Regions from separate parts of the Mus musculus genome. Here regions 2, 3 and 4 are each linked to region 1. Evidence: chromatin loops called from intact Hi-C (ENCODE). Cell type or tissue: heart. All regions are shown on one strand. Links, peaks and the distances in the headings refer to the core of each region. The heading gives the core; the rest is flanking DNA.

Evidence for each region. Peaks named below come from ENCODE experiments on the same cell type or tissue, not always from the same donor. Only the 100,000 strongest peaks of a DNase experiment are listed, where the experiment ranks them.
Region 2: a loop joins it to region 1, with 4 times the contacts of the local background. A loop is called at or near these places in 4 of 42 quality-filtered maps.
Region 3: a loop joins it to region 1, with 2.6 times the contacts of the local background. A loop is called at or near these places in 6 of 42 quality-filtered maps.
Region 4: it touches region 1 in a loop (4-fold over the local background); 6 of 42 quality-filtered maps call a loop at or near these places.

The regions. Positions count from the first base shown.
Region 1 is chr13:102,314,552-102,322,583 of GRCm38, forward strand. No RefSeq gene overlaps it. Among named protein-coding and RNA genes, the nearest start is that of Gm36703, 31 kb to the right of the region's middle. In heart, for the core only: no CTCF peak of the experiment used is centred there; a DNase peak (open chromatin) is centred at 4,540; H3K27ac peaks cover 926 bases.
Region 2 is chr13:101,912,450-101,920,481 of GRCm38, forward strand. It overlaps the pseudogene Gm17832. Among named protein-coding and RNA genes, the nearest start is that of Gm41044, 98 kb to the right of the region's middle. In heart, for the core only: a CTCF peak has its summit at 4,063; a DNase peak (open chromatin) is centred at 4,062; H3K27ac peaks cover 1,115 bases.
Region 3 is chr13:101,990,181-101,998,212 of GRCm38, forward strand. No RefSeq gene overlaps it. Among named protein-coding and RNA genes, the nearest start is that of Gm41044, 20 kb to the right of the region's middle. In heart, for the core only: no CTCF peak of the experiment used is centred there; a DNase peak (open chromatin) is centred at 4,781.
Region 4 is chr13:101,764,171-101,772,202 of GRCm38, forward strand. It overlaps Pik3r1 (phosphoinositide-3-kinase regulatory subunit 1), which reads right to left and starts at 4,047. Exons shown (of 16, transcript NM_001077495.2): 1 at 3,807-4,047. In heart, for the core only: a CTCF peak has its summit at 4,528; DNase peaks (open chromatin) are centred at 2,121, 3,241, 4,131 and 4,691; H3K4me3 peaks cover 3,088 bases; H3K27ac peaks cover 2,908 bases.

The DNA.
Region 1 (8,032 bases), core at 1,591-6,590:
CACTTTAGCATAAACAATGGGAGATACAAAGGGAAGGAATAGTAGTTTTGAGGTGGCAATGGGCAAAAGCTTTGTCATGCTTGATCGACAGCAAAAATATCTTTCAGAAAGTTTTTTCTGCTTGTCTCTGCTGAATGTTGATGAGACGTCTAGAAATCTACATGCTGCAGAAGAATGAAAATAGTCTTTCCTCACACTAAAGACATGGGCTCAGATGAATTGAAAATTAAAATATAAAACCAGAGCCTGCACATTCCTGGAAGAAAACACTGCAGACAGCTGTGGATCCCTGGTTTGGGGGACCAATATTCAAATATAACATTAAGAGAACAAGCAACAAAAACAAAATCAGACCAACAGCTTTTCACCAAATTAAACAGATTCTGTACAAAAAAAAAATAGTACAGAAAACAAAGTAAAAAGACCTACAGAAGATATATTACTTGCAAGTCTCAATTGCAACAAACTATTAAGGATTAATATAAAAAATATATAAGGAACTCAAACAATCCAATAAGAAAATAATAGTTCAACTTAAAAATAAATAAATTGAATAAAATATAAAGATGTTGGATATAGAACTGAGGTCTGGAACTAATTTATAGGTAAAAGAACTTTCAGTGATTTTTTTATTCACTTATTTATTCCAAATTATGTATTGAGCATATATGCTGGGCTAGACCCATTGTTGTGTGCTTAGATATAATGATGAACAGAATGAAAAGCCATCTACCAGCAAACACTTTATACTTCAGCTGATGAGGTAAACCTTGCTCCATTTCTTGTAAAAAAAATCCTTATAAAGTACAAATCAAGGAATATCTGTGAGGAGTGAAACCAGATTGCCGTTGTTCAATAAATACTAGATTTCTTTCAGCAACCAAAACGAACAGAGCAAAAGCTCTTAACACCATTTGTAGAAAGGTGTAAATTCCTAACCAATGGTCTCTCCATCAATGACCTTCGCAGGATTGCTTCTCCCCCAGTTAGTTTTCCCTGGATGTCTTAAGACATCCTGATTTGATGATGTTGTTGCCTCAGTTTGTTTGCTCTCAGTCAGATTGTTCCAGCCATCACTGCTGAATATTACAAGCAGCAATTTGATGATTTTTGCTACCTGCTGCTTCATCTGTCTGCTACTAGCTATTTGCTCTTGTATGTTTCCTTGCTCCATGCTAAAGTTCATACTTTTGAAACTGAAGGTACCGCTATCACAGACCATTCTCTTGCGGAATGTACAGAGCATATGTATTTAAGTATAATTTGCCAAGTTAAAAAAGAAGATTTAAATTAGCATTTATAGCTTAATAAATCCATTTACATAAATCTACTAATAGAAAAATTAGTTTATGGTCACACCATGTTCCCAAATTAGAGAACTGAAATCACATTTCTGCATGTAGATAGATCCTTGATATTTTCTACAGGATAGGGTAGAAGCCTATCTAAATTCACTGCTGGCATTGAGACAATCCTTGATGCGTTATGGATAATTGTGGTCCACAAGAGGGAGATGAAGCTTGTAAACAACAAAATGCTAACTGAGCCGGAATGGCTAATTGGATATTTCAGCCTTATGATGACAGCTTAACAAGAAATGAGTTAACAGAAACTTTGTGCCTATTCAGCAAAGCCTTGGGGGTACAAAGTGAAGAAAACACAACCCTTTGCACACTGTCCTGTGAGGGAGAGGCAGACACAGAAGTGATAATTAATACAGATTTCCAGGGTTCAGCCAGAGCTCAGGGAAGAGAGAAGGTCATGGTGTTCAAGTTTACATTCGACATCCAAGTTTACACTTAATGGAGAAGCCCTGTTTCATTTACAATCCCACTGGAAAGTTATGGTCTTGATTAAATAGAACAGAATTGAACTCCTGTCTTTTCCACTAGACTCTGAGAACAGATGAGGTCAGATCCAGAAGCCATGCAAGGAACACAGTGTTCTCATATTAAAAGCCAGGACAGTGTAGGGTCACACAGCTAAGACAAGAAGTCCTTCCCCAGTTGTACACAGCTTGAGAAGAGCTTCTTACATAGTTCACTGAAACCAGTAAAATGTCCATAGCAATGAAGTGGATGGTGTCCAAGCTTGTTTGAAGTGAATTTTAAGTCAGTGTGGGCAGGAAGGTTTTTCCATAGCCTTGGGGACCGCAAGGAAGAAAACGGGGGTGTTCAAATAGAACAAGAAGATCTTGGACTATGCAGAGCAGGGGGCATTCAGCTTGGAAATATAACGGAGTCTATTAATGATTTTAGACATACCAGACTGGGCCTTTCATGAGGTGGGAACACATATTAGCAATAAAGGTCTTGATGTATATTTAGTGAGGAAAGGATCCATATTACTGTGTTTATACATGTGATTAGTCCTTATTGTTCTGTCTAAGTGACAGCCAGTAGGTCGAAATTAATTATTACAGTGTGGCTTTACTCCGTATTTACTAATCCTACTTTGGTCATCAAAGAATCCTGAGTTGACTAACAAGTCTACAATATGTTACAGATTGGGTTGTGCTGCTGTGTGTTTTTGACTCAGTTTGTCTAAAAGAACAGTCAGGAGTGGTTAAAGTTAATGTCTAATGCTTTCTGATCTGTCCTTACCCATACTCAAACAATCGCATTACCAAGATGGCCATTCCCAAGCTTCTCCAGCGCTGGCATCTCGGTTATCAACCCAGGCCCTGACAACCATACTTCTTTCATACCTGCTTAGCAAGCATCCTTCTATGCCATACTGTGTTCCCATGCCATCCCTGTCCTTTGCATGCAGGAATATTCAGCCTACTGATGTTCATTTTATATGAATTTACTAAAATATTTCAGTTATGATTCATATTTTGAGGCCAAGTGAGGTGTGCAGAGGAGAACAGAAGAGAGTAAAGGAAAGGATATAGTGAAGAGGAGACACACATACACAGAGGGGGGTAGGAAGGAGGGAGAAAGAGAGGGAGAGAGAGAGAGAGAGAGAGAGAGAGAGAGAGAGAGAGAGAGAGAGAGAGAGAGGCTGAGTAAGAATGAAACAAAATGCAGACAAATTAATCTACCTGGCTACATGGCTACATGGATCTTGAACACACAAGGATTCAATGTCTATTCTTAATCGGTTCATAGAGCATTAGAAACTAAATATGCAAATATTTAGCAATTGTTATACAATGCTCTAAGTAAAGATTCTCAATTCTTACTCAAGCACGAAGGCTGCTGGGAGGAGAAGGCAGATAAAACATCATGGAACTCTTGGAACTGTGTCAGGATGAGCGAGGGCATTTCAGGCAACACTGGGGGAGATGCTCTAAAGCATAACATGTCAAGAAATTCTGGGAACGCTGAGAAGGAGAGATGACAGGAATGGCGGGTTAAGGTAGCTTGACAAGCAAAGGCCATGAGAAGCCATGAAGAACACGTGAATGAAGAACATGTGATAGTGGTTGAAAGGGCTGTGGACAAATAAACATATCCACTTTGACTGTAAATACAAAGTACACTTTAATGTTATAGAGTGTGTTTTAGTTATTATTCACAATCACTTTTCTTTAATGTGGTCTTAAGATGTACCACAAAATATAAATATGAATATGTAAAATAGGGACAAAGCAAAGATCATCACAGTAGAAATTAGCCCCTACTTACTTAGCCTGAGAAATGTTGCCATTCTATGCAATGCCCCTCCTGGGCCTATCCCCTGGCTTTATTTGGAAGAACATGCAGTGTTCTTAACTACTGGACCATCTCTTTTTATATAATTTGCATACCATAATGTTTCACATTTTCTCAGTATTTATTTTTACTTTTATTTCTTTGAAATAAGTTCTCACATAGCCCAGGCTGGCCTCAAACTTCCTATGTAACGGAAGCTAGCCTTGATCTTCGATTTTCCCACCCTAAGCCTCCCAATGTTGGAATTATCAGTGTGGGCCAAAATGTTCAGTTATATTCCCCTTTTTCTTAAAATATAATCACATTTTTATTTAATCACTTTGTATACATGTGTATATGTGGAGAAGTATTTTCTAAGGTACACACAGGAAGGTCAGGGGACCATTCTTAGGAATATATTCTTTCCTTCTGCAACATGGGTCCCTTGGATTAGGTCATCAGTCTTGACAGCAAATGTTCCTACTCGCCTTTTTGTTACTATAATTTAAAGATTGCCTACCTTCCAGTGCACACATGGATGGAACTGAGACCAAGGCCAAGTCAGACTCCAGTAATTCTGAAACCCAAACTCTCTCTACATCCTTTCTCCCTGTAGAAATTAAACTTTTCTTTACACAATGACAGCCTTCTCTAAACATTAAAAAGATGCTGTATGTTTTTTAAATCCGGAAATGGTACTCCATGTTTTCTACAAAAACATCTTTCTTTTACACCAGAAAAGTTGCCATAAGGCCAGGTTGAATGGTATTGTAAAGCTTTGTCATCCCTGAATCCCACTTCCCATCCTAGTGTGAATCGGAAGTCACCATCTTTATTCTCTAGTTGTCTCCATCCGATATTTCAGGAATCAGCTGTCCCTCGATGCCATCAACACTCCCTTGAAATGTTGCAGCTTGCAACACAGAGAGTCTGCAAGGAGCTGCTAGGGAGAAAAGCTCTGTAATTGTGATCCAAGCATTTGTGCAACCCTGTGAGGGTTATTATAACATATTACATCTTCTTTCTCGATGTTGTGGTATTTATTTTGAAGGCTTGGGGGCATATAGTTTCTTAATGTTTAATGGACTAATTATCAATGGTCTGAGCCAAGAGATGTGTCCAATTAAAGTCTGAGTCACTGGAAGCTCAATTTAAAATTCAGGAATCTTGTTGGCTCCAGATCAAGGGTACTGTTTCAAGGAACTCTAAAATTTGAAACAAACAAACAGAGCCTAGCTTTTGTCTTCTCTAAGAATCCAGAGATTGTTACAAAAATTAAAGCACCTTAAACAAGAGCCTCAGTGCAATGAACATATAACACCCAGGTTGAGTGCCTTCTGCAGGGTTGGGGGTTGGGGGGGCGGCTATTATATTTGTAGCCTGATGGAGGAAGGTGTCTCCTTAAAGGCACTGTATCCCAGGCGCCAACATCATTACTCAGCCAGTGACTTCCAAGCTTTAAGTGATTAGCTATTCTTTCCTCCTCTGTGTCTTATCTGTTTGGCATTTGGAATGTACCAACTATGGAAACAGAGAAGGATCCACAGCCAAAGGCCATTGAATTACTAAGAGGTCAAGTGGGACAGGATTTCAAAGACTGCTTAACCTAACTCTTTGCTTACAAATAAGGAAACAGAGACCCATAAAATCATTTGTTAAAGGTCACAGATGAAGAGAGTTGACACACAGTTCATTATTCTTTAGCAGTATTATAGCAGTGCTTTTATTAACTAGTGGTTCATACACAAAGTATCTAACCTCGCATGGAGATGGTGTCTGTCTGAAAATGTTCCTGCATCCACCAACGTGTGTAGCCTCAGCCTTTGCCTTTGCCTGGGTGCTTTTGCTAAGAAAAGGGCAGTAAACAGTGTTTCATCCAGGACTCTTTTTCATCAACCAGAGTCCCCAGAGATTACAAAAGCTCCCAAAGGGAGGCAGCTATATCCTTGGTCCCATGAGATCCTGGGTTAAGGAGGAAAGTGAGACAAAGGAGGCAGATTTGTTATCACATACATGGGAAAGGGGCTGGAGAGGTAGCTCAATGGGTAGGAGGCCTTGCTGTGCAAATATGAAGACTCAAGTTCAAATCCCAGTACCCCTGCTTAAAATAAGCCAGGTGTGGCCAAGTGCCTGTAACCCTAGCACTGTGGGAAAGAGGGACAGGAGGATCACTGGGACTTGGTGGCCACCAGCCTAGCTCAAAGTTCAGTGGGAAAGACTGTCTGAAAGAAATGGATAGAGCAGAATGTTCAAAAGAAAAAAGAAGAAGAAAAACACATGGGAGAGCTAGTGATTTTGCCTCTCTGTGGTCTTAAATGGGCTGCCTAACTTTCTTTGGCCCAGAGTATCTGGGACTTATTTGACCAGTTTTCTGTGTGTGTTTCTCCTTTTGTACACCATCCTTCAGAGCTCTATGACACGGGACAGGCCTCAGAAGTGCGTCACAGCAGAATTTCTTCTGCACATGGTTAACTTGATCAGTTTTCTATAAAAGCCGATGCCCTGCTTAGGTGTGCCACACGAGCAGCAGCAGGAAATGAATCCATTTTTTTTTTCACTCAGTGTAGATGACTGGAAATAACACTGACTGGTTACCATGGCAAGTCCATGATACTTAAACATCTAATAGACCCTTAACAGAATATTTGCCACTAAGTTTATGCCAGAAAGCTATGACCAAATGACAGCATATCTCCATTATGCCCTTTAAAAAGGAAATTGCCTAGAGCTTTATGCCAATATTCTACTGGGCTTTTAAGTCAAATTATGTTACATCAAGTTCAGTTCCATTAATCCTTATAGCTACCAATATTTATAAATGACTTGAATGTCCATTGAGTAATTTCTTTCTAAAGGCAGTTCTTTTATTTATTCATATTCATTAAATGATATTTATTTAGCGCATTTTGTTTATTAGATGCTATCCTGAAAACTACATGTGGCTGTGAAAAGAGCAAATAACTAACCTATAGCCTTACATCCTAGTAGGGGAGACAATGACTCAATCAACCAACATTGCAGATAAAGCAATGTAAACCTAAGATCATCTTATGCACATAAATAGTAAACTTAGATAATTCTAGGTGATGGTAAAGACTATGGCATTCTAAAAGGCACACAAGTATGATAGGAATCAAGATGCTTGTGTAATTTTAAACAACGTAACTGGAGAAAGGATCATTTTCTTCTTTGTAAAACTATTAGAAGATCTTAAGAGCAGTTTATTCTAAATATGACTCCCTAAATATTGGGAGCAGAAGACTTGGGGTTAGGTTTGAGCTTTGGTTTAAGACAAAGATGTCTGTCTTCCTTTGTCACCTGCTTATTATCACTTCCTCAGGTCTCAGACTTAGCCCTGCTTCAGAGCCATTCATTGGCTTTGTTGGTCATGCACCTTGAGGTGGCCTTAGTGACAGCTGTAGGGTAGGTCACTGTGTCCACATTATCTGCTTTTCTTCAGCATACCTCAGTTCAGTGTCACCCGACATCCCACTGATGGTACCCCTCTATTCTCCACCAGGTTTCCCACAGTGTGAATACCTTTTCTCCAGCTGATACAGGCCATCTTGGTGCTGTGTAAGTGCTTGGTGAGAGAGAAAGGAATTCAACTCAAAATACGAGTGCTGCTGCCATATAGCTCCTTTCTCAATCTGTCCAGGAAAAAGTCTCAATTTATCAACCTCTTTTAACAGAGAACAGCACTGAAGTTAGACAGTTAGGCTATCAGCCTAATTAGAAATTAATAGTAGTGGTTTGGTTTCTTCATATTTATTTTGCTTAACGTAAAGTACATAGAGGGATTCTTTAGCAAACAGTGATACAGAAGCCTTAGGTGTGAAGGTAGACTCTGAACTGCCAAGGACAGGAAATTATCTCTGCCTCAGAAATGCTGATGGTGAACACTAGACTTCCTCTTCCTTTTAGGGACAACTGTCACTATATAATGGATTTCTCCAGAAAGACATTCTTTTCTGGTTTCTATCTCTGTACTATATAGATGAATATTTCTGCCTGTGTCTACATATTTACTCATAGTCATACTGGTCTATTATTAACCAAAATGTAGTTCAAGTCCACTCTGAACCTGCAAGCTTCCCTTACCCTTTTGAAAACTTCCATGAAAATAAATAAATAGCAACTAAGTGTGTTATATTTCCTTACTTGTCTATTCATCAATTCGGACAGTGCTTGTACATTAAGTGTAAGGAGCCTCTATGGTGCAGAACATGCTCTTGCACTCTTTATTTCACTAAAGAAGGCCAGGAATTCTAGTAAGAATCTTCAAAGCTGTTATTTTCTTTTCCCTAGAAGAGGTTGAAAAACTCATCCCAAGGCAAAGGTATTGTAAGTGGGTCAAGTTGATCAGCTGAGCCAGCCCATCCCTTGACTCTCAA
Region 2 (8,032 bases), core at 1,238-6,237, 400 kb before region 1:
AGAAGGAAGGGTCTGATAAGATGTCTACTGGTGCTATCAAAAGCAGGTGAGCACTGGAAGCAAGAAGAAGGAGGAGGAGGAGGATGAAGAGAAGAAAAAGAAGAAATAGTCTTAAGGTAAATAAAGTTATATAAAAAGACTTCTATGCATTTTTCTATAGTTACTCTATTACCACAAAAGGATATAAAATGAAGCTCACTTCCCATAAATGTTTTAAGTCCAGAGCCATCTGGATTATCATTAAAAGATCAGCAATATAAAATTTTGACATTTAAGATGATTTAGAATTGGTCTCTAGGTCAAGGGGTTACCATGGGAACTATAATCTATAAATCTGTGCTTTTAAAACAGTGGGCATTTTTTTTTCTAATAGAACAATGATTTCAGATTTTTTTAAAAAAAAATTGTTTTTCTCACTCAGAGAAAAGCAGCCACATAAAAGTAGGACACTGTGTTACAGAGAAACTTGTTGACAAAAGTAGAAGTGGAGATATATAGCTGTTCCTTGGTATCCATGGGAGACTGGATGCTCAAGACCCTTATATAAAACTAAGCACTCTTTGCACAGAACTGATCTACATCCTTCTGTATACTTTAAATTATCTCTTGATAACAATGAATACAATGAAAATGCCATGCAAATACTTGCATCCCAGTGTTGTTTGAAGAACAAAGGTGGGGTAGGGGTGGGGTTTGCACAGGATGGTTGACAGCTACTGTTCAGAAACTCTACACCTCAGCCTCTCACAAAGTTCATAGCCTTTTCTTAAGACTCCTGGGGATAAGAATGCTAGAAAAATAGACGGCCATGGGCACACATTATCCAGTCTTGAGAAACTTATAGCATTACTTTTGCTGTATTCTACTCTATAGATGGGAATCTTGGGGACTAGGATTTAGTGGTTGTAGGGAGCTGACCTAGCCATGCATAAGGCCTTGGGTTCAAATCTCAGCACCTCAAAAATAAATCCAACTCACACTCAAGGTAAGTAACTACTTCTAGAGCAGGAAACGAAAAGGCACCGATTATTGGGACTATCAAAAGCAGCTTTCAGATTTAGTTGTGGTCAAAATCCAAGACACCCTTGTGCCACCCTTGGGGACATTTAAAAAGAAAGCTGTCAGTATCGACCATATGACCAATTGAAGAGACTGGGTCAACAGGACAAACACCCTTTTGAAAATACAAAGTCTGATGACTGGGAGCTCACTGGTGTCACTCCCATGGTAGTTTTTGTTTGTTTCCAATTGGCAAAAACAAACAACCACAAACAAATAACCCCCACAATCTAAAATCTTGTTTTCCAAAGCAAAGCAAAGCAAAGCAGCAAGCAAAAACCTCCTTCTGTGAGTCTAGCTCCCCCTAAATTCCAGGGCCCACAAGATGAACAGGAAAGAGAGTGAGCACCTTCTGTGACTCAGTTGTACCTCCAGGCTAGCAATTCTCAACCTGTGAGTTGTGACCTTCTTTGCGGAGGTTGAACAACCCTTTTACAGGGGGTTGCCTAAGACCATCAGAAAACACAGATACTTACACTATGACTCATATCAGTAGCAAAATTACAGTTATGAAGTAGCAATGAAAGTAATTTTATGGCTGGGGGCAGGGGGGGGGGAGGTGTCCCACAACATGAAAGGGCCACAGGGTTAGGAATGGTGAGAACGACTGCTCTAGATGTGACGATTAGTGTTATTTGTCACCTTGACAGACTCTAGAGTCACCCAGGAGATAGGTCTTAAGGCATGTCTGTGAAGGACTGTCCTGATTCATGATGGTGGGCAGGACCAAGCCTTGACATGTTTAAAACAGAGAAATGAAGGAGAGCACCAACATGCTGGTGTCTGTTGCCCGTTCATTCTGTCTCCGAATATGACGTAACCAGCTCCTTTCAGTTCCTGCCACTGTGACTTTTCTGCCAGAGTGGACCTTAACCTGAACTCTGGACCAGAACAAGTCCATTCTCTCTTAAGTTGTCTTTATTTTACACAGCAACAGAAAAAGAAATTAGGACAATAAACCATGCAGATCTGAGAACCTATCTGTATACTAAACCCAGTATATAAGCCCTATTATGCCCTACGTGGCCAGTGTGATGGGAAGAGGACCCAGACCCCAGCTGAAGAGAACCAGACAAAAACAGTAGCTTTCCTTACCTTGATCTCTATAAAAATTTTGTTGCTTAGAAAAAAAATTAAATTCTCCTTGCTTAGAAGGAGAGTTCATATTTAGAAATACTGTGAACCAGAAAAAAAAAATGGTATCTTGAATCTTGGCGTTCCAAGTCTTGTTGGCTTGTGGCCAAGCTTCAGGATGCTTCTAAGAGCCATGTGGGGAATGCAAATCGGGATGTCTAACTCTCTTAAGGGCAGTCAGGAGGGCTGATGGTCTATGCTGCATGCTGTAAATCTACCACACAAAAAACCGCCCTCTTTGCACCAGCAGCAGCTCCAGACTTTGGCCTAAGCCCAGTTCCCTATTTCGTCCAAGTTGCTCTTAGCCTTAGTATTTAAGCCAAAGCTTTGTTCTATACACAGGCTGCTATTGATTGGGCCTTCTTATCTCTGTCTCCACAGATAAGGTATACATTAGCAAGACTATTCAGGGGTGGCCTTTTACAAAGGCAGAACGTCTCTTTGGTATCCAGGGTCAAGAAAGGCAGTGTTCAGGAGTGCTTGGTATCTTGAAGGTGTGTATAGAAGTGGTGTACAGAGGGGGTCCAGAAAGACACTCCCAGGCAACAAAGTTGTGAGGAAATGTGTTTTTTGTTCAGATCTGTGCCCCAGTTGGAAGTTGTATTCAGTAGATGTTTTATTTTAGGGCTGGTGTATGTGGTTGGTATGTGTGTGGTGTGTATGTGATGTGTGCATGTGTGTATGTGGTGTGTAATGTATAAAGTATGTATGGTATGTGTGTATGTGTGTGTATGGTGTAGTGTGTGTGTGTGTGTGTGTGTGTGTGTGTGTGGTGTGTGTATAGTGTGTTGTGTGTGGTATGTGGAGTGTGTGTCTGTATGTCTCTGTGTGTGCATATATATGTATATGTGTGGTATGTACAGTGTGTGTGTGGAGTATGTGTGTGTGTTTACATACACAACAACCTCTTTAGGGATTGGAAGTCTGCCTTGTACTCATTTTAACTTCTGGAGGCCAATGTGAGAAGTCTATGCTGGAAGCCTGTTAGCTTATTGTTTCCCTCCTTGCAAGGCGAGGCTGCAACGTGACTTTAGCCACGCATACCCAGCTAGAAGAGAGTGAGACAAAGTGTGTGGGAATTGCCACAATCTGCTCCCAGTCCCTGGATTTCCCTTTCCTAATGCTCTGAGCAGTGCTTTGCTTAGACAAGTCAACACTCGCTCACCAGCCACTGCACTCTCTGGCTCAGGGTACCAACGCTACTTAGTTTGAAGAAAAAAAGGCTGAAAAAAGAAAGAAAAGAAAAGAAAGCTTTCCTGGAATCTCTCATGCGTGTGAGAAACAAAAAGAAAAGAACAGAAATGTCAGAGCCCATGCTCTCGTGGTGATAGGCTCTGGAAAAGGAGACTTTAGTTTTTCTTTTCTTTATCTGGTATCACATTTTCAATTCACACCCATTATTAAGTGCGAGAAACACAATCATAGATTAGTTGAAGAAAGGGAGGAGCTAACTTTGCTAACAGAACAAATGACCTAGGCTATTTCTAGTCATCTGGTCATCGCGCTCAAATATGTTATGCCTATAAATAGAAAACAGGCAAGGGGTAAAGAAAAAAGATCCCCAAAGGAAGGAAGAGAGATGAACGAATAGAAAGGCACATAGGTCATGTCTGTGGCCACCTTCCCAGTCAAACCTTTTATCAGCTCTTCTGGCTAGAGAAATGTCTGTTAAAGGTGTGTTTACACTCACAACGTTGTTTCATAATGGGAGTTAATGATTGTTAGAGCTCTTACTGAATTTGTGGAGCATGTTTCAGCTTATTCATCACAAGTTAGTCCAGGCATAGACTGACTTGCTGTAGATTGACCTAATGTGACCAGTTGCCACAGGCCACCATGACATCTGGCTGCCAGCAGGGACATGGTGATCTTTTGGTTCAGGAATAGGCTCCTCTCCCAGCTAGTGTGTCTTGGCTTAGGGGCCTGAATGTCCTAGCTGAAAACCAGCCACAGTGCTTCGGAGACTGGGAGTCCCATTTGGAGTTGATAACTCAGTGTTGGGCAGTAAGAGTAAGTCTAATTGCAAGTCTTCTGAAGAACAGGAAAGCACAATTCATTTTGCCCTTCATTAATACAGAGAATTTATTCCAAATTTCAAGAACTCAATTCCAACTTTCAGTGTAGAATATTTGGAAGGTTCCTCCTCCTCCTCCTCTTCCTCCTCTTCCTCCTCCTCCTCCTCCTCCTCTTCCTCCTCCTCCTCTTCCTCCTCCTCCTCCTCCTCCTCTTCCTCTTCTTCTTCTTCTTCTTCTTCTTCTTCTTCTTCTTCTTCTTCTTCTTCTTCTTCTTCTTCTTCTTCTTCTTCTTCTTCTTCTTTCTCATGGTTTTCACAGAGAGGGCACTGCTCTAAAAGCATAAGAAGCGGAGGCCTGGGAGACCTGCGTCCTGCCCTGCACACTCACTTCCTGTTGTTGGAGGCTCATGCACCTGTGGGGAGGCTCCGGGCCTCCCCATAGATGCCATAAAATTATATACAAGCACTGTGCGTACACCCACGTTTCCAGGAGAGAATGAATCAGGTGTGTTAAATAGGGTGTCTAAGGATTTTCCTAAGAAAATGTCCAACAACTTGGGGAACAGCTATCATTTATTGATGTTGGAAACAAGAACTAACATTTATTGGTGTTCTGGGACTTTTGCTAGGCACTTGATAGCTCACTCATTAAACCAGGCCGGCACGGCTTAACATTCATGAAGGGAGCCGGCCTACCAGCCTGGCCTTGTTTATTTATCTTCCCAGCTGAGAATCTTTTGCTTAAAATTTATTTTTAAAATTTTTGGTTGTTATGAGGCAGAGTCTTATGTCTGGGGATCCCCCTAGCCCCTGCCTCGGCGCCATTTCTTTCCTTTTAAAGTTGCGTCACATTCAGACCCTCTTCCCTCATGGTGACTTACCAAGAAGTCTCTGCACTTCTGAGTGTCACCAGAAGCACCAGAATTCGTTGGACCCCTCAGAGAAGATGCTGCTTCCTTTTTTCCTTCTTCTAAAGCCACTGAGCTGATGTCTAAGTGGGATCTGTGCATTGCCTCACGATTTTCTTGGACAGTTTCTTGTACTTCACAGGGTCAGACATTCTAAAGTGGATCCTCACCCCCATTTTTCTCTAAGTCTCAGCAAAGGCCAGGTGGGCAAGAGAAGACATATAAGGATTCTATCCTGGGTCAGGAGAACCCTAATATTTCAATCAGTCTTAGTTTAGACTGCTAGGGTACATGAAAATTTAGTAATTTCTGATATTGCTTGTGTTTACAGTAAAGTGCACCAGGTAAGCCTGCATGAGGGATGTGACAACACTGGCCTTTAGCACACGTGCTCAAGTGCCTTTTTTTTCTCCTGTTAGCCCACGAGATCTCAGAGACACCATTCACTTCTCCAGTTCCTGGCTTCTGTGCTTGTAGACTGGATGCATGTGGGTTAAGGATCCCTCCAGGAGTAATTGTTGATGAAATTAGCTATATCCATTTGCATTTCTTCATTCGTAAATTATGAATGCTTGTATTCCTATGAGCAGATCCTTTTTCTGTTTTCAGTAGGCCATTTGGGAAAACGAGGTAACCCCTTAAAGAGGCTCTGTCCTTTTTCCTGCCCCTATGTCATTTGAGCTCAAACAATGGAATGGGTCATTTATTCAGCCTGTGAAGAAACCCTGTCATTTGAGTGGGAAATGTCTATGTTATACATTCTTAGGAGGAGGTTCTAGCTGACTTCCCCATTTCCCATAATAATAAATGCTTCTCTGTAATCCTTCTGCTTTCTTCCGAAAGTAACCTCTGCTTCTTTCAACCTTCTGAGAAGACTCAGACATGGCCAGTATGAGGCCTTTGTTGCCCAGCTGGAGCCTAAGCAAGCTGTTCTGGCAGTAGGGCATCTACCAGACATGGATGTCTATGCAGCGGGCAGGCTTTGGTGAAAAGCAGTTGGCTGCTGGCTGAATTTGCTTTCTCCACAGTCAGGCTATGGTACTGGAGACCCTATTCTGGCTACAATGGGAGGCTTTAGAGAGTATTTCGTAAGTCTGTTTATGTCTAGAGGCACAAATTTCTCCTTTAGCCCTTAATGCATTATGCCATTACGTCGTCAGTATATGCCAAGATAACTCTTCCCTCCTTCCCCCACTGCACCTCCATTGCAATGCTCTATGACCATAGAAACTTTGGTTTTTTGGTTTATTGCCATAGATAGGCCTGCATCTGGCAGATACCAGGTATTCAGTGGTTATTCCTTCAATGAAGTAAAGTTACAAAACCAGTAGTTACCTTGAGATATGAAATGCCTATGGTTTGTCCATTTCTGACATTAAACCTTGCTTCTGCTACACTATGCCAGCTTGGGACTGTGTTTGAGAATTTGGGGATGGGTGGAAGGAAAGACTAGTGCCAGTCCCCAGTGTACTGCTCCAGACACAGGATGTGGGTTTGTGCCAACCACAGCAAAAGCGGTATCTTTAGATTTTATACTAAACTATTTATATTGTAAGGCTATATGTTTTCAAAAATAGTATTTCTGTTAAAATCAGACTTCCATGCTGAGCAGACTAAATAGGTAGTTTAGGATAAAATCATTTGCTGTCAGGGTATGACCATAAAGCTATCTCAGTATGAAGAAAATGGCTGTCCAGACATTACCATATTGTGACACAGAAGCACAAGCGTTCTGTAAATATATCCTCTTTGCTGGCTTGACAGGCTGGACAAAACTTGGCTGTTCACACAGTCTTTGTACAGTTTATCAAAGTCTCGAATGGAAAATATACTCTTGAGGTTTATAAGACTTTAACAAAGAAAAATAGAAGAGTTCTCTCATCTGCAGACCCAGCACAAGTACTAGCACGGTCTGCCAAGCTCAAAGTAGAACAAGAATGTGGCTGTGGCAGCCAAGTTCAGCTCTCATAAATTCAAATATGCATTCCTTCTACTGGAGGATGGCTTCCTTCCGGTCATTTGGAGGAAGAGTTGACTCTTCCATTGCTCACATGTGCCAACCTTGGGAAAACGCTATAAAGCAAATAAAAACTCTCAAGTAAATGAAAATGCCCACGAGATATTTTCTAGCCTACAAGATCTTTCCAGGACATCTCATGAGGATGATGCTAAGCAGATGAAATTGTGGAGCCACAGGCAAACTTCATCTCCAAGTTTACCAGTAAATAATAACTATCGGCTACCAAAGGCACTGGAAAAAGAAATACCGAGGAGGAAAGAAAACTATTCTGCCCCTCTCCAATGAGGAACATTTAGATGAAGAAAAAAGTTATTACTACGTTGTGTCAAAAGAAAAGTCATGCTAACAATGGTGTTTTGGCTGCAATAGCTTCAGGGTGGCACTTACTAAGTTTTCTTGAGATAGACGTCACATGTTCAGACTGTATAAGCAAGGAGGACTGGGCTTAGCAAGGAGCTATGCATGCCATCAAATATGTTTCTTGTGTGTGTGTGTGTGTGTGTGTGTGTGTGTGTGTGCACAAGTGTGTGTGGTTACTATTAGGGATCATGGCCAAGCTGTGAGGGTGATATACATGGGTGTCTACTGAGAATTCCCCAGAGTTTTAATGGAAAATGAAAACAGGGCCATTAGGACATCAAGTCTTCTCTAACACAGATGAAGATGGGAAATAAGCTAGCACTTATTTCAAGTCTTATGAAACCTTACAAATAGACTGAGAAGGAATTTTCTCTGTCGATAGATTCTGATGGTCTCAGTTGTTGTGCAGTGCTAAGTTTACAAGGGTTCATACAGCCCCTAGTCACTGAAAATGCACAGGCAAACCAGCCTCTGGGTGACAACCATGGATGCACAGTTAAAAGCTCGACATCTAGCCAAACACCACTAGGGAAACAA
Region 3 (8,032 bases), core at 2,063-7,062, 320 kb before region 1:
AGACATGGTAAGAGTGCCCAAGTCTTAAGAACTTAATTGTGTATGTTGCCATCAAGGCTTAGAAGGCTTAGAAGCTCAGAGAGCCTCTAAGCAGCCTTATTCTTACTTAGGTCTAGATGCCACATAGTTTGGTCATTTGCTGTATCCTCTATAAATTTTGTTCACCAAACTTCTCCCAGAAGCTTTTGTTAGAGAGTGGTAGAAATGCTGTGATTTGTTTCTTGATTCATTCCCCATTAATATCTTTGTCTCTTTTTTTCCCACAAGTAAAAGCTTGGTGGGATAACATTGAACCCTTACTCTGGCTATCACTTTTCTCAGATATGTATGGTCTGCATAAATCAAACAACTTTGGACTCATTCCTTCTTCCACAAAATGGTTCTAGCACTGTGATGATGTAGGTTCCACACTACTCCATTGATCAATTTTTCTTATCACATGATCTCTGATGAGATGAGGTTGGCAGAGGAACAGTGAGCAAAGAATGACAGATAACTTTTCTATGCAAAGCATACAATAATTTCCCTTAACTTAAAACAAAGCAGAACATTTCTTTTATAACTTTATTGCACTTGTTTACTCATTGGAGGGGGGGGGGTTGTGTATGCATATGACCTGGTCCATGTTATGGGGTCAGAGGACAACTTGCAGGAGTTAGTTCTCTCCTGTGGGTATTAGGAGTCGAACACAGGTCATCAGACTTGATAGCAAGCATGTTTACCTACTGAGCCATCTTACTAGCCTATGCTTAACTTTTCCCCCTCCCTCCCTCCCTCCCTCCCTCCCTCCCTCCCTCCCTCCCTTCCTTCCTTCCTTCCTTCCTTCTCCTTTTCTTTTCCTCTTATTGGAGACAGGATCTCTCTACATTGCCTTGGTTATCTTGGAATTCACTATGGAGATCAGGCTGGCCTCAGAGATCCACCTGCCTCTGCCTCCTGAGTGCCGAAATTAAAGGCATGTGCCATGCCCCAAGCTCCCTATTCTTAACTTCTTTAATTAAAACTTGATTCAATCTAAACAGAGGCAAAAAGGAAAAATGTTTTCGACATGAGTTATTGACTCCTGAGAGTATCTAGGTCACAGATAATATAGGCACATTCTGAAAAAGTTTCCGTGATAATTTTTTCAAGTCTGCACATGTAATTGAACTTTGAGTCCAGAACATTCTACAATTCTATGGGAAATCTACGTGAGGCCTTTGGCAGGAAGGAGGCATGCTGCGATGTGTGGTGCCAATTGTGTCATACCATGTGACACCTGTACCTTAAGTTTATCACCTCAGTGGCATACTTGGCAGTAAGTAATATGGCTTTTCAGAAGTGAACAGGACAAGCCATAGGCATCGGGCAATCAAGTGTTTGCTTTGTAGCTCAATTTTTGTCAACAATTTTTGAATGTTGCATTTGCCACTGGAAGATTTGTGGAGGGGGGAACCTCTTTGGCTTTACAACTCTAAAAATATCACCAGTGATAACAACAGATTTTAGACACGTCATGCTCATAGGTACTAAATGTTCTTTGAGTAATTGACGTGTGTTAATTTAGTTAACTCTCATGTCATGGGCCAAATGGTCAATGAAAGATGGAGGAGGGAACTAAAGGTGCATCTATATGACTCCATTTAGGACATGGACTCAAAGGCTCATCACATGCCTTGTTCCAGAGGCATGCCTGCTAATCTGTGGCATGTCAGAGCCTGAACACCATGGTGCACAGTGCTATCACTTTCCTAAAAGGAATCTTCCCTCATGCCCATGCCTTTGAGTGCTACAAATCTCCCTCCAGCCAACTGAGTAGGCTTCTAGCCACCAGAGAGCAAGACAACTCCTGTGGACAGGCTGGCAGAAGGACAAGGCATGGTTAGACACTGAAAATCTGTGTGTGATCTGAGATTGCCACATAGTCACAAATGGAATCTGCACAATGTGGACTTCTTCACGTTCCTTCCTGGTAGCATGTGGTGACATCTGACCAAGCAGAGGTCTTCAATAAATGTTGATGAATGTGATAAAGGCTTACATAATGACATGCCATATAAAATGTTCCTGTAATAATGAGAGACATAATATAAATAATATATTGGATATAGTGTTTGGTGTGAGAAATTTACAGTTTCATAGCTTGTAAAATATTAGGGCTAGGAAGAAGATCAGAGGCACAGAGATTTTCAGCTCCCTCATTTTTATGCTAATAAAATAGATTCTAAATGATATAGGGACTTCCCCAAAGATCTCTCTCTCTCTCTCTCCCACACACATATGTGTATATACATATATATACACATATGTGTATATATATATATATATACATACACACACACACACACACACACACACACACACATATATATTTGTTCAGTAAGAATGCTTAGATTTAAAACATTATATATATTGGCAAGGGTAGTGCTTGTTTTTAGAAAGATCTTTCTTTTGGAAATGGGAGCAAATATCTGATTTGTGGTCCACTGGCTCAGGTCTTCTACACATCTGATGAGACATCAAGAAAAGGGAACTATCTTGGCCTATTGTCACTCCCACAGTAAAGTCATGTGTACTATATGTGGAAGAAAGAAGTATCAATTTCATAGTCCTTGGTGCTGTCCCTAAGAATGCTTATTGACTACATAGTAAGAGTGTATCCAAATACTCTGAGGTAACGCCCTTATTTGTAAAATATTTTGGGCATCCCTTTTCAAAAAAAAAAAACTCATGCATGAACATTTTATAGTGGACTACTCTGTAATGTGCATGTCAAAAATAAATGAATTAGGAAATAGGCTGACATAAAAATGGAATATATGAGCACATGGGTGTCTTAGATACTTTCCTATTGGTGTGAAGAGACACAATAACTGAGGCAATTCATAGAAAACATTTAACTGGGGGCTTGCTTACAGAACTAGGGGCAGATCCTTGACCGTCAATGGCAGAGAGCTTGGCAACAAGGCTGCTAGGCAGGCATGGTGCTGGAGCAGTAGCTAAGAGCTCGCATCCTCATCCACAAACAGCAGGTAGAGAGTGGAAGACTGGCCTGGCATAGGCTTTTGAAACCTCTTCAAGCAAGACCATACTTCCTAATCCTTCCTAAGCAGTTCCACCAACTGGGAACCAAAGATTTCAATATATGAGCTTATGGGGGACCACTCATATTCAAACCACTACAGTGAACTTTATCTTCTAGATCATTACTTTTGTGCATATTTAATGGAAGAAAAGATAGAAAAAAGTGAGAAGGAAATATTAATTTCAGCAATTACTCTATGAATTTCATGAGCTGAGGATGGTAGCCTATTTAGGTGTGGTGGAGCCATTACCCATCCTTGGTATCAGTGAATGTCATTCAGATGTCACACGAGCATCCCTTAGTATAGATCAAGAACTATCTTTTTATTTGAAATTACTCATGTGCTCATCATGTCGTCCAATCATCTCCCATAAAGATCAGATAACATTCCTCATGGTTTTGTTTTCTATTGCTATACCTGGTTTTTAGAATCAAGAATTGAGTGACAGAGTGGGAAGCCATGATCATAGGGCATTGTTCTTGTTCATCTGCCTAGTCTGTCTCCAGTGCGGTATATACGAGGTGCTCAGTTGTGTGTGGTGAATATCACGACATGTTCTGTGTGATTTCTCCTCTGTTCTCATGAAGCACTCACATTCAGTTTGTGTTTTAGGTCTTCTTATTGGATTCTAAAGCTAGACCTGGCTTATTTCATCTGCTTGCCCCAGATTCCCTTCCTTCCCTCCTTTTTTCTACTCTTTCTATACACACAATGCACATATACATACATACATACATACATACATACATACATACATACAATCAGACACAAACACACACACACACACACACACACACACACACACACACACACACACACACACTGCAACTCTTCTATGACTCTTTGAGAGCTTCCTCTTCCCATGAAGTGCACTGCTTCCATCCTTACCCTCTCCTTCTCAGCATCCTTCGTGTGCAACAGCACAAAGCCCAAGCTCAGGGTTTCCTGCACTTGCTCCCTGGTTGTTCTCGTAGCTAAGCAGAGCCTGTGTGACACAGTGGAATGCACGGTAGTCTGGGAGTCAGGAGACTCAGCCGTTTAATACCAGTCCTTCTGTAAGCGAACTATTTCACTCAACCAATCATGTCTCTTTCATCAGGATTTTCTTCTTTCATTAAATACTAGGGCTGTAGCTTAAACTTTCTACATTTTCTTCTCATTTACAAGGCTGTGGTATATGTTTGTTTTTCTCCTTTCCCCAGAGTAGAGGTCATACCTTCCTTTTATAATAATATCCATGTATTTGACCCATGACCCATAAAAGTGCTTCATTATCATGTAACATGCTCTTGTGGTTCTCAGTTTCTAGCAAGGACTTTTATAGTCAGTGCTGCAGAGTTGCCGGGAAGAGTGGTGCCATTGAGCATTTGAGTAGAGGCTGTCTCCCTGTGTACCCCGCCTGCCTAGCCTTGGGTCAGCTATTTCCCACACCACTAGCTTATTGATGTCAACTCTGGGGTCTCAGCGTCTGCCTTGTGCAGCAGTCATTTGGAGGTGATAATTATTCCATTTCAGCTCCCCTCAAACAGTACGATTTCCCAGGTTTTCAAAGCTTTGCTTGCCCACATCTCTCCCAGGGTACCTGCCACTTAGCCACCAGAAGTTCCACCACCATGAAGACTGTGCGTCACCTGAGGAGGTCATGAGACCTGCCTAGAGATACGAGCACTGTTCCAGCCAGTGTTTTTTTGGGGGAGGTTCCAAATTGACAGGACATTTAAGGAAGCAATTGAGAACCAGGCAAGGGTCCAGGAGGACGGGACAGGGACAAAACACAGCTGCTCATTTAGTCCTTGGGCAGTAAAGACTGAAACATGCTGTTCCTGTTCCAGCAGCTAAAAGGAAGGTGACAAGTAACTTGAGAACAGGGAACTTAATTATCAGCAAAGCTTCCTGGGACACATAGGATGTTCTTAGCACTGATTCTACAGCTTTACGCTTGCAGCCCCGCTCCACTGTGTCTCACCAGAAGAAAACGAGGAAAAGCAGGATTTTTGTTCTTCCATAACACTTACTCTTGCTTCTAGGTTGGCTCAGTGTAAGATAAAAGCACAGAACTGGATATTAAATGCAAAGCGTCCCCAAGAATGTGGTACTTTCTGTATTTTCTGTAAAATGTAACTGTTTCTCAAAGAAGTTTATCTCTTCCACTGAGGGATTGATCCATGTGAACATTCCTTACCACCTCCCCTCTCTACACCTGTCATAGGTCAGGCTGTCTCCTAAGTGCTAGGGACAGCAAGATAAAAGGGTCATAGTCACAACCTTGCAGGCTAGGCTCAGCTACATATACTTCCCTCAAAGTAACTATCGCAGGTTGAACTTCTTTTATTTGTGTAGCTAACTCTGCTCTGTTTCTACCATGCAAATCACAGCTGCCCTCAGGAAAGGCTCTTGCACAGGACTTATATCCTTATACGCCTCACACCCAGTCCCCTGACTGACAGGTGATAGGGTGTACTCAATAGAATATGGTAAGTGGATGTGGCAATTTCTTGTGAAATCCACTGGCTGGATGAAGGAATTACCAACAGTGGGTACTGTAATGGATAGTGCTGAGTAGAAAGTTTCTGAAAGCTAAAATCATTGTGAACTGACATTTGAAGTTTGAAGTTATAGGAATCATACTGTTAGATTATATGGAATTGTAGAGGGTGTACCATAGATGATATTATGTGTAGATTCGGAGTAACAGCTGCCCAATTTCTTTTTTCTTTTTCTTTTAAGGATAAAAGCTTGGAATGAAGCTATCTAATAGATATGAAAGAAAAAAAAACATAGCATGGCTTCAATATTTTGCTATAAGTCTGACACCTGTTTCCCTGACCAGCTGGCTAGACACATTTCAGGGCAGTGTGCTGAACATTCTGAGAGGAAGGAAGGCGCTATCCTTTGTTTTCCTCTGGAAAGCCTCAAAGGCCTGTTAACCACTCATAGCAGCACATGGTTTTTTTTTTGAAAGCCATTGTACCTCCTGTCCCACCCATGGGGTTAAGGCTGCTGAGTGGGAACCTAAAGATGAACAGGCTATTCTGCTGGAGAGAAGCTGAGCCATTGCAGGCTGTGTTCATGGCCCCTCTGTCAACAGGTGCAATCGCTTCGAAAGCTTTGTGGTCCAGGGTGTGACAGGGTGAAGACAAGCTGGGCTGCCAACAAATGTGTCATTTGGTAACTCTTCTCATTACCACCTACACAGCGCAAGAAAGAGCAAAGCTTCTCACCCACCCCAAGTGCAGACAGCCTTTAATGAGGACGCATTCCTACCGTGAGGGAGGCACAACTGCTGAAGCCAGCATTCAAGGAGGAAGCTCATCTCTTCCTTAACAGTTTCTCAGGGCAGGGAGAGGCCAAAAAATCTAGTAACTCGTGAAGTATGTTGATTACACTGGCCATTCACACCAGAGTGATGTTTCAGCTTGACCCACGGCACAGCTCGGAAGGTACAAGGTAGGAAAGAAGGTGAGAACTGGAAAATCATGACCAGAAACTTAGGCCAGAGATTAGGATTTATACTTCAGGATGGCCAAAAAGCTGGAATAAATGCTGATGCTCAATGTAAGCTCAAGAACATAATTATGAGAGGAAAGTAAAGTGGAAATTCTTAAAGTCAGACAATAAAGTTTCCTAATAAAGCAACAGAAATGAATATCAGACCTCAATAGAACCAGTAGAAATTATAATTGTATGATGTTGCTTAATAGATGAACGATAGTAATTACCACTTGAACTCTTTGTGGGGGGGGGGGAGAAAGACCAAAAATAGGGGTGAAATAAATGGTATTGTGATTGAGAATGAAGAAATACTATTTTATTCACATATCATATGATTATATGTGTAGAGAGTCTGAGATAATCAACAAAACACTGTTAGATCTAGAAGGTGAGCATGGCAGAGTTCTATGATATATAATAAATGGAAAAAGTCAATCACTCCTCTATATAATAGCAATGGATGAAAAGAGTTATAAATTTTTAAAGGTACATAATACCATTCACACTCATCTCTTCAAGATAAATACTTAGTTACCAGTTTTTAAAAAAATATGTACAAAATTCTGATGCATGAAATAAAGAGCTGTGTAAATGGAGAGGTATCCCAAGTCCATGGATAACAAGATTCAGCAATATGGAGTCTCAGTCAGAGTTACAGCATGTTATCTTGTGGATAGCAGCAAACTAATTATGAAATTTATATGAGGAAAAAAATCCAAACAAGACATCAGGATGCCAACTCAGTGTTGAGCCAAGTTAAGAAGAATCACTCTACTCAACTTTAAGACCGTGTAGAAGGTTGTAGTAATCGAAACAGTGCAGTGTTGGCAAAAGACCAAACAGACCAATGGATTGGAGCAAAGAACACAGAAATAGATCTATAAATACAATCAACTGATCTTTGGCAAATGAGCAAAGGCAACACACTTGGAAAGAGAGATTATTTAACAGATGTTGTTGGAGAAACTGGTTATCTACATGCAAACTAAGTAGTCAGCTGACCAACTTTATGATTGACTGAGAAAAGGCCTCCAGAATCTTATGTGTTTAACACTTGGTGGCACTCTTTGGGAAGGCTGTGGAATCTTTAGGAGGTGGAACCTTCCCGGAGGAAGTGGGTGGTGGAGGGCAGGTCCTGGGGTATTACATCTCAAGCTAACTCACCTAGTGGCTGCCTCATACTCCTGTGTCCACACCTCTCTACTGCAATGGATTATGTATCCCTTCATGCTACAAGCCAGAATAAAGCCTACCTCTCTAGAAGTTGTTGGTCTTTTTTTTTCCCAGAAATTCTCTCACAGCATGGAGAAAGATAATTAATAAAAAAATATCTGTAGCAGAGAGTGGGATCATGATGCTACCATGTAGTTCTTAGTCTCTTGGGACTGATATTCAGGGTGGCAATGGAAGAGTTTGGAACTCTGGGATGGAAAAGCCATGCAATGCTGTAAGCAGAGCTCAGGGGATGGTTCTGG
Region 4 (8,032 bases), core at 1,983-6,982, 550 kb before region 1:
ATGGCGTCTTCCTCAAAGAGGAAAAACTGAACACAGTCACGCAATGCCCCCAGAGAATGAAGGCAGCTGGGTCCTCCTGGGATAAGCCCAGTTTGTCAGGACTACAGAGGCATTCCAGGAAGAAGGAAAGGGGCAAAGGCTGAACTGCTGGCCAGACACCCCGCCTGTAACTCCTCACAACACCCACTGGCAGAGCCTCCTGACCCTTTGGCCAGGCGCCTATGATTTCAATTCTCCCCCAGGTGATCATTAACCTGAGAACTGTTTTGACTACAGGTGCTTATGGGTATATATTTGATTTACTTTAAGGTATACAATAGTGGCAGAACAAAGTGCTGTTTTTACGATTTTTTTTTCTTTAGTAAGCTTGTACTCGGTGCACGTTTCTCCAGAAAATGGGAGGTTGGGGAGTGGGGGGGGGGGGAGGATAGCATGAGCCAGACAGACAAGCTATAAGTTTTTACACCCTCTATCTTTCAGTTCATTTGGCTTAGTGTACAAGAAACGGCCTTAATTGCCAGTACTTTAGGCAAGTGATTTCAATAAGAGTATTGGCAAAACCATGACCCCCCCACACAAAAAAAATTTCATTAGAGAGGAGTCAAAGGAGACTTTAAAAATTGCAATAAAATATGAGTGCTTAAAAGTTAATCACAACCGATGCTTTTTTAAATAAATAAATAAATAAATAAATAAAGATGCAATTTACACTGTCTTAAAAAAAAAAAAAAACAAAAAAAAAAACCCAAAAACCTGACAGTTGAGTTTGGTGGCACAAGTTTGTAATCCCAGGGCTTGGGAGATAGAGGTGAACCACTCCAGAGTACAAAGTCAAGTTCTGCTACATTAAGAGTTCAAGGCCAGGGTGGACTGCATGAGAAACTGCCTCCAAACTGATACATTCTCACACATACAACTAATAGCCCCTTGGACTGACAGGTGACTTTCTGGTTTTCCTAGCTTCCCCAGGACGCTTCATCTCCTGCCTTAGCTAGCAAAGCCCTACGTCATGGAAAGGGCTTTGTGCTTTGCTTGCCCTGTGTAATGAGCCTAATAGACTGATAGGAGCTCAATCCATCTGCGTGTGTACACCTTATTCATGAGAGATTCAAAGTCAAAAGCGCACATGCAAACCTTAGCTTGGCTTGTACAGACGACTTGCCCATGGGACTATTTCCCCAGGTGACTCATTCGCTATCTCTTTATCCAATAAAACACATTTTGCAAGTCAAAAAAAATGTAAACACAATAAAAGCTGGACCAGAATTCCTCCTACTGTAACAAGTATGTGGATAATTTTCTCAAAGTAAATGCCTTTTACAACATTTCGCTGCACTACTTAGGAGACAGAGTGGCAGAGAAGAAATGTCCATCAACACAACAAACTTCAAGTTCCATGGTGGGCTCAGAAACAGTTGAAAGGAAAAGCCACTGTTTTTAAGGGTACTAGGTCTGTGGAGGTTGAGTAAACTTGAACTTAAGATTCAAAGCCTTTTGAGAGATTAGCCTGAGAGGGAAAGAGACAAGAAAAGGCTAATGAATATGAACAAACTATGGTACATGCATGTAGAAAAATGTCCCCCCAAAAACCTCACTGTTGTATACAATTAATATATACTTAATAAAAGAACAAAAGGGCAGGGGGTGCACTGATCAGGTTAGGTGTAATTAACAGTTCCAAAAGATGCATGCACACCACCCACCATCAGCAGCCAAAAATGCATATTTCTATGTGTTCAATTGCTCAGTTTTCCCAAACTAACTTCATACATTAGAAATGTACCAAACACACACACACAGCTAAAGAAAACAATAAATGGAGTCAGTGGGCAGTGAAATCCTTCTTTTTACATGACTGCAGTGCATCCCAGATGTGAAAAAGCAGAATGCTATCATAAAAATGCAAATAAAATGACAGATAACAATGTGCACATGGCAGAGTTCTGTTATGCAACTAGGAACAGGTCTTGGTGCAAGATGAAAGTTAAAAGCAAACTCCCACAACAGTCTGAGAGCCAGTTATCAGCTGCATCCAACTTTCTTCAAATCGTAAAAGCTGACAGACTGCTATGGAAAAGTGGCGTGGCCTGCAACAGGCACTTAGAGGAAGGCAGCCAGCAGTGGCGTGGCACAGAACTCCTGCCAGGCAAGGAGCTTCCCCCATTTAAACCTGCCTTTGAACCACAAGAGGCACAAGAAAAACCAGGATCATTTTCTTTGTAATAAGCAAAAAGCACATGTTTTCCAAAGTTTAAGCAACTTGTGTGCTTCAGAAAATGGTCTGCTTGAGTGCAACTGTCAAAAAAAAAATGAAAAAAAAGGGGGGGGCTCTTGGGGTGCTGGTTCCCTGCTCAGTGACAAACGATGCATGGGCGGCTCACCTGTGCAGAAGGCCCTGAAGTCCTAATGATATCTACTTTAGCAATCAATCTGCTCTGAGGCAGAAATAAACCCATCTGCCTACTACAAGCTTTCTTAGCTCATAATTTACTATCTTTCAAATGCCCAACATGGAACACAAGCTAATGAAATATTAAGAGAGGCTTGCACAAGGAGCCTAGGTCAACCAGCTTTGTGAGTAACCCTACCACCTAAAACTTGAAACTCGATCTCACTGAAATGACAATCTCATGCTACACTTAAAACCCGGAACTGCTTCATCCTTTCCTATTTCACACTGTCTGACAAAGAGGAAAAAGACAGGAAAAGAAAAGGGGGAAAATTAAGTCCTAAAATCATGAAACCCCTAAATAAAGCATAAATTCACACCAGTACAGCAATAGAGCCTGCAGCTTCTTCAAGAATTAACGGTGGAAGTGAGACCTTTCCGGTATTACTAGCGCCAGGAGCAGAATTCCCCTGAATACAGTGCCGGCACACAGCATTCAACATGTCACAGCCACTCCGCTCACACCCTTGCGTTATTGTGCGCGAAAGCTGGTTACTAAAATGCATTTCTGTACATGCGTGCCTGGTCAGAGCGTTTCTATTCTCTTTGTCTCGTGATCTGCCGGGCAGTTTCTGCCTTTGGGAAGGAAGTAGCTTGCAGACAATTCCCCCAGATATTTTAGCTCTGGCTTGCACGCGGGCCGGTTCTCCCTGGCCGGCAGCTTAGTGCTGGGCAGGTCCTTCCAGGGTCGCCCCGCGTTAGGAAAAGCTGGATTTCCGGGCGGTGCCAGGATCCCACTCATTATGCCTCCAGCAACCTGCCCAAGCCCGGCGGGCGCCAGACGCCGAGCTAGAGCCCCAGCCACCGACCGCCCCGAGGAGCACTTCCCCCACCCCGGAAGAGGAGGGAGGCAAACTTCGGAGGGCGGGGGCTGGGGGCGAGCTCCGGGGACCACCATGGCCCAGCCTGGCCGGAGACCCCGGCTGGGGCTCCGGGCCTGGAGGGTACGCCGCGCTAACGCAAAGGCAGCGATCCAGGCACTCTCCTCGCGCGCTCCCGGCTTCGGAAAGCTGCAGGGCGATCGGGGACCCTCGGAAGCGTGAGGTGACGGAGGAGGAGGGGAGCCGGTGACCGCTGGCAACTCCAGGACCGAACGCTCCGGGTAACGAGCACAGCCCGCCCGGGGTGGCACGAAGGAAATGAGAGCAGGAGGTGGCTGCGACCAAGCAAGCTGGTCACTGGCCGGAGAAGGCTTCCAAGTGGCCGAGAGATGCTGGCGACTGGGAGCTGGCAGCCTGCTCGCTTCCCCTTGAGTGGCTCGGCAGCAGAAGTGGCTGCCGGTGACAGGAAGAGCAGCGGCCGTGCGCGTTCGCACCGCTTCCCCCTCCCGGGCACACCGGGACCCGCCGCCGCCTACCTCCGGGTCGGCTCGCTTCCTTCCTCTGCCCAGCCTGGGCTTCAGCGGCCTCTGAAGCTCCCAGCTCCCAGGCTCCTGCGATCCAGCTGCGACCTGCCGTCGCTTCGCTGTCCCGGTTCCTTGGCTGCACAGCCGTCCTCACCGCTACCGCTGCCGCTGCCGCTGCCGCTGCTTCCTCCAACTCGGCTCCAGCTGCTAGCTACTCCTCTCCCTGAGCGGCGCAGCTCCAGCGCCAGGCGCCAGCCCCACCCCGGGCCCGCCCCTGCGCCCCGCCCCCAGATACACACCAATCAACGCCCGAGACCCCGCCCCCCAGCGCCCGAGCCGCGCCCTCCGCCTCTGCCAGTCTCCGGGAGGGCTACCAAGGTCTAGGAGCTACGCTCTGTGCTGCCGACCCTACCCCGCACCCCTCGCTGCCCTCGCCCCCGCCCCCGGCTCGGGGATGCCCCGGGCGACTGGACGGCGCGCGCCCTCCGCTACGGAGCGCTCTAACTCTGCGTGCTTGGGGCTGGCTCGCCTGCGGGGCGTCGCCCAGGCCCGAAGCAGGGAGTTCAAATGGGGATGGGGGTGGGGGGTGGGAAATAAGTTCAGGCCTCTCTGGAGCCCAGCCGGCTGCCTGCGAGACCCTGCCTCTTTCGAATCCACTAGAGCTTCAGGACAGTGGCTGGGTTCAGGAAGATGCAGATGCGAGGGCTCGCCAAAGCGGGGAGGCCCTGTAATTCCTGGCCTTGCCTGCCCAGCTTCCCTAGTGGTCAGAAAAACCGCGCCACCCGGCGTGGCACTCCCGGGGTGAAGGAGGGGTGAAAGGGTGAGCTGGAGCAACGAGTGCCCGCCGCCTGCAAAAGCCTGGCACGGCTGCCTCCAGGAACCAAGGCGGGATCTAGAGGAAAAGGAGTGTTCTGTGAGGAGGGCGCATACCGGGTGATCTCTGGCAGTCCTTGCAAGGCAGAGCCTATGTAGGTCATTCAGCCAGTCCACCGCCTTCTAACGCTTCTGATAGGCTGGAGAAACTCAAATGAAGTCTATGGTTTGTTAGATGTAAAAATGTAGATCCTTGGAGTAGAAACCACTATGGAAGCTGCTCAAGAAAAAAGTGATAATGGCTCAGCCTTCCCAGATAAGAAAGGATGATAGCCCCGTGTTTTGTCTTCATAAAAACGTTCAAGAACTCATGGACTTTTTAAATTTTGCTCCCAAAATATGTCTTATTTTGTAGTTCAGGAACCTGTAGCCACCCACCCTTCTTGCCCTAAAGATCCCTTTTGCAGCTATTCTGGCAACAAAATGCTTTTTCTTAACCAAGAACTTAGTCTGTTGTCAAATTCTAAATTTGGTAGTGTATTACTGTGAGTTTTGGAAGCAGAGGGAAAAAATGAAATTCACAGTTTATGTTAAACAAATGCAGTCACGTTTAAAGGTGACGCCCATTCTAAAAGAAGAGATCTCAGTACACAATTCAGGTACTAATGTTTCTGGTACTCTTGGTATCTAATAAAGACAAAAGCAGGCTGCTACCCACATCACATTTAAGAATTTGCCTACCCATTGGACACGCAAACTTTATATGCCCCAGTACAGGGGAACGCCAGGGCCAAAAAGGGGGAGTGGGTGGGTAGGGGAGTGGGGGTGGGTGGCTACGGGGGACTTTTGGTATAGCATTGGAAATGTAAATGAGCTAAATACCTAATAAAAAAATGGAAAAGAAAAGAAAAAAAAAGAATTTGCCTACACAGAAGATGGCCTAGTTGGCCATCACTGGGAAGAGAGGCCCTTTGGTATTGCAAACTTTATATGCCCCAGTACAGGGGAATGCCAGGGCCAAGAAGCAGAGTGGGTGGGTAGGGGAGCAGGGCGGGGGGAGGATATAGGGAACTTTCAGGATAGCATTTGAAATTTATATAAAGAAAATATCTAATAAAAAATAAAATAAAGAATTTGCCTACCATTCAGGATGTGGTGACAAGTCTGTAATCCCAGCACTTTGAAGCTGAAGCCATAGTCTCGAGTTCAAACCAGCCTAGTCTTTATAGAATCTCTCTGAATATAGATTATGTTAATTTGTGTAGGGAGATCCATCTTAATTATGAGTAGAATCACACCTAGGGCAGGAAATTCTGTACTGTACGAATGGAGACAAAAAATGAGGGCTATGCATGCATGCATTACTGGTTGCTCTTATCTGATTGAGGGCATAAGGTGGCCAGCTATTCAAGTTCCTATGGCCTTAACTTACCCACCATGATAGACTACTCTGAACTGTGAGTTAAATGCTTTCTCCTGTAAGTTGCTTCAGTCGGAGTATTTAATAGTGGCAATTAGAAACCAAGGTACAGGGGTACATTCTTCCGTAGTCTGTGAAAGGAAGAGCCTCCTGGTGGATGGCCGTGGTGTGTTTCCTGCGGTAGAAGCCCTTAAATCTAATCCAAACTAAGACAACTCAAGTAATAAAACATTCACAGATGTTTTCTTTAGTTTTCCTCTCCTCGAAGAAAATACAAACTTTGCTAGCTCTCTCCTCCCTTTGGGCTCACTAGAGTCTTGGAAAGAGGCTCCAGCATAGGATTCTATTCAGCCGTAAAAAAGCATCTAATTCCCAACTGCACTTCCTCTTAATAGAAAAGTCTTCAGCAATTGATTATGCACTTACACGTTCTTTGACTTATTTTCATTATAACTGAACACAACACACAGCTTATGTCCAAAGAGGGTCACATGAAAGAAAAATAATTTTTCCATACCCGGGCACCAAATAATCTATTTCATTGATATTAAATTGATACCTTCCCACACATTTTATTTCCATTTCCCATAGATTTTATGAATTAAAAGCAATAACAAAACAATATGACTATTCATACTTGGAGTATGAGCCTGTGTGCATATGTATACATATTCACATGTGTATGCATGTGTGTGCCTGTGTATACTTAACAGTGGAGTCTTCCTCATTCTCCACCTTATGGATTGAGGCAGGGTCTCCCACTTGAACCTGAAGCACCCATCAGATACTACAGCTAGCCAATTTGCACCAAAGATTTTCTGCCTCTGCACATTGTACATTGGGATTTACAGTCAAGCCCCTATGCCCACCCACATTTACTTGAGCACTAGGGCTCTGAAGTCAGGTACTTACCCTTGCATGACAAGTTCTTAGCCTTATACTTGTGTTTTCTAGTAACCTCTTGAGTAAAACCTTATCTGGGAACACAAACTGTAACTGTAATAAAGCAAGAAGCTGATATGATAAGGCAAAGGGGCCCCTGTGCCACAAGCTTTCTCTTCATTTCTACAAAAACCCCAGATGGGCAGGACTGTGAACATCTCCTTGGAGTTTCCTGGAAATGCAAATTATCTGTCTTCTCTAAACCAAAAATGTCAGATTGGAGTGGAAAGAAAAAAAAAAGCTGTTTTAGGAAACTCTCCAAACCATTTGTTGCATGCTGGGAGTTGAGAATGATTATCCTGGGCCTTCTGGGACATACTGGAACCCACCCCAATAAAATGCTCGTATGTCACGTAGACACAGCGTTCTGGTTTGCTTTCTATTGCTGGGAGAAAGACCATCACCAAAAGCAGCTTTAGGAGGAAAGGGAAGGGCTTTCTTCCTTTTCCAGCCTGCAGTCCATCATGAGGGAAAGTCGAGGCAGGAACTGAAGCAGGGGTCATAGAGGAATTGCCTGTCTTAGTCTGCATAAATCCCTCACCTTTCTCTTTTGTACAATCCAGGAGCACCTCCGCAGGGGTGACATCACCCACAGTGGGCTGCACCCTTCCACATTAATCAGGAATAAATAAATAAATGTCCCACATTTTTATCTACTGGCCAATATAATAAAAAGTTTTTGTCAATTATGAAGCCCTCTTCCCAGAAGACTCTACCTTGACTCTACCTTGTGTCAAATTGACAAACAGACAAACACACAGCACACACAATTCAACCAGTACTTATCAAACTGTTGGCTTTGGTTATTTGATAAATATGTCAGAAGATGGGAAATTCCCAACAGAGATACAAGAGTATCATCGCTGGCAAAGATGGCATGGAAATCAGAGTCAATCAAGGACCCGAACTACAGAGAAAGAGTTTGAGTAACCATAATTGAGACAATAGCCTCAACAGTGAAAACAAGTAGGATGCATCCATTGGCCATCTGTACTAACCGTGATGTTAGAATGTGCTTCCACTGGCCTTGAAATCTTAGTGTGTATTTTAGGTTTTCAAACAC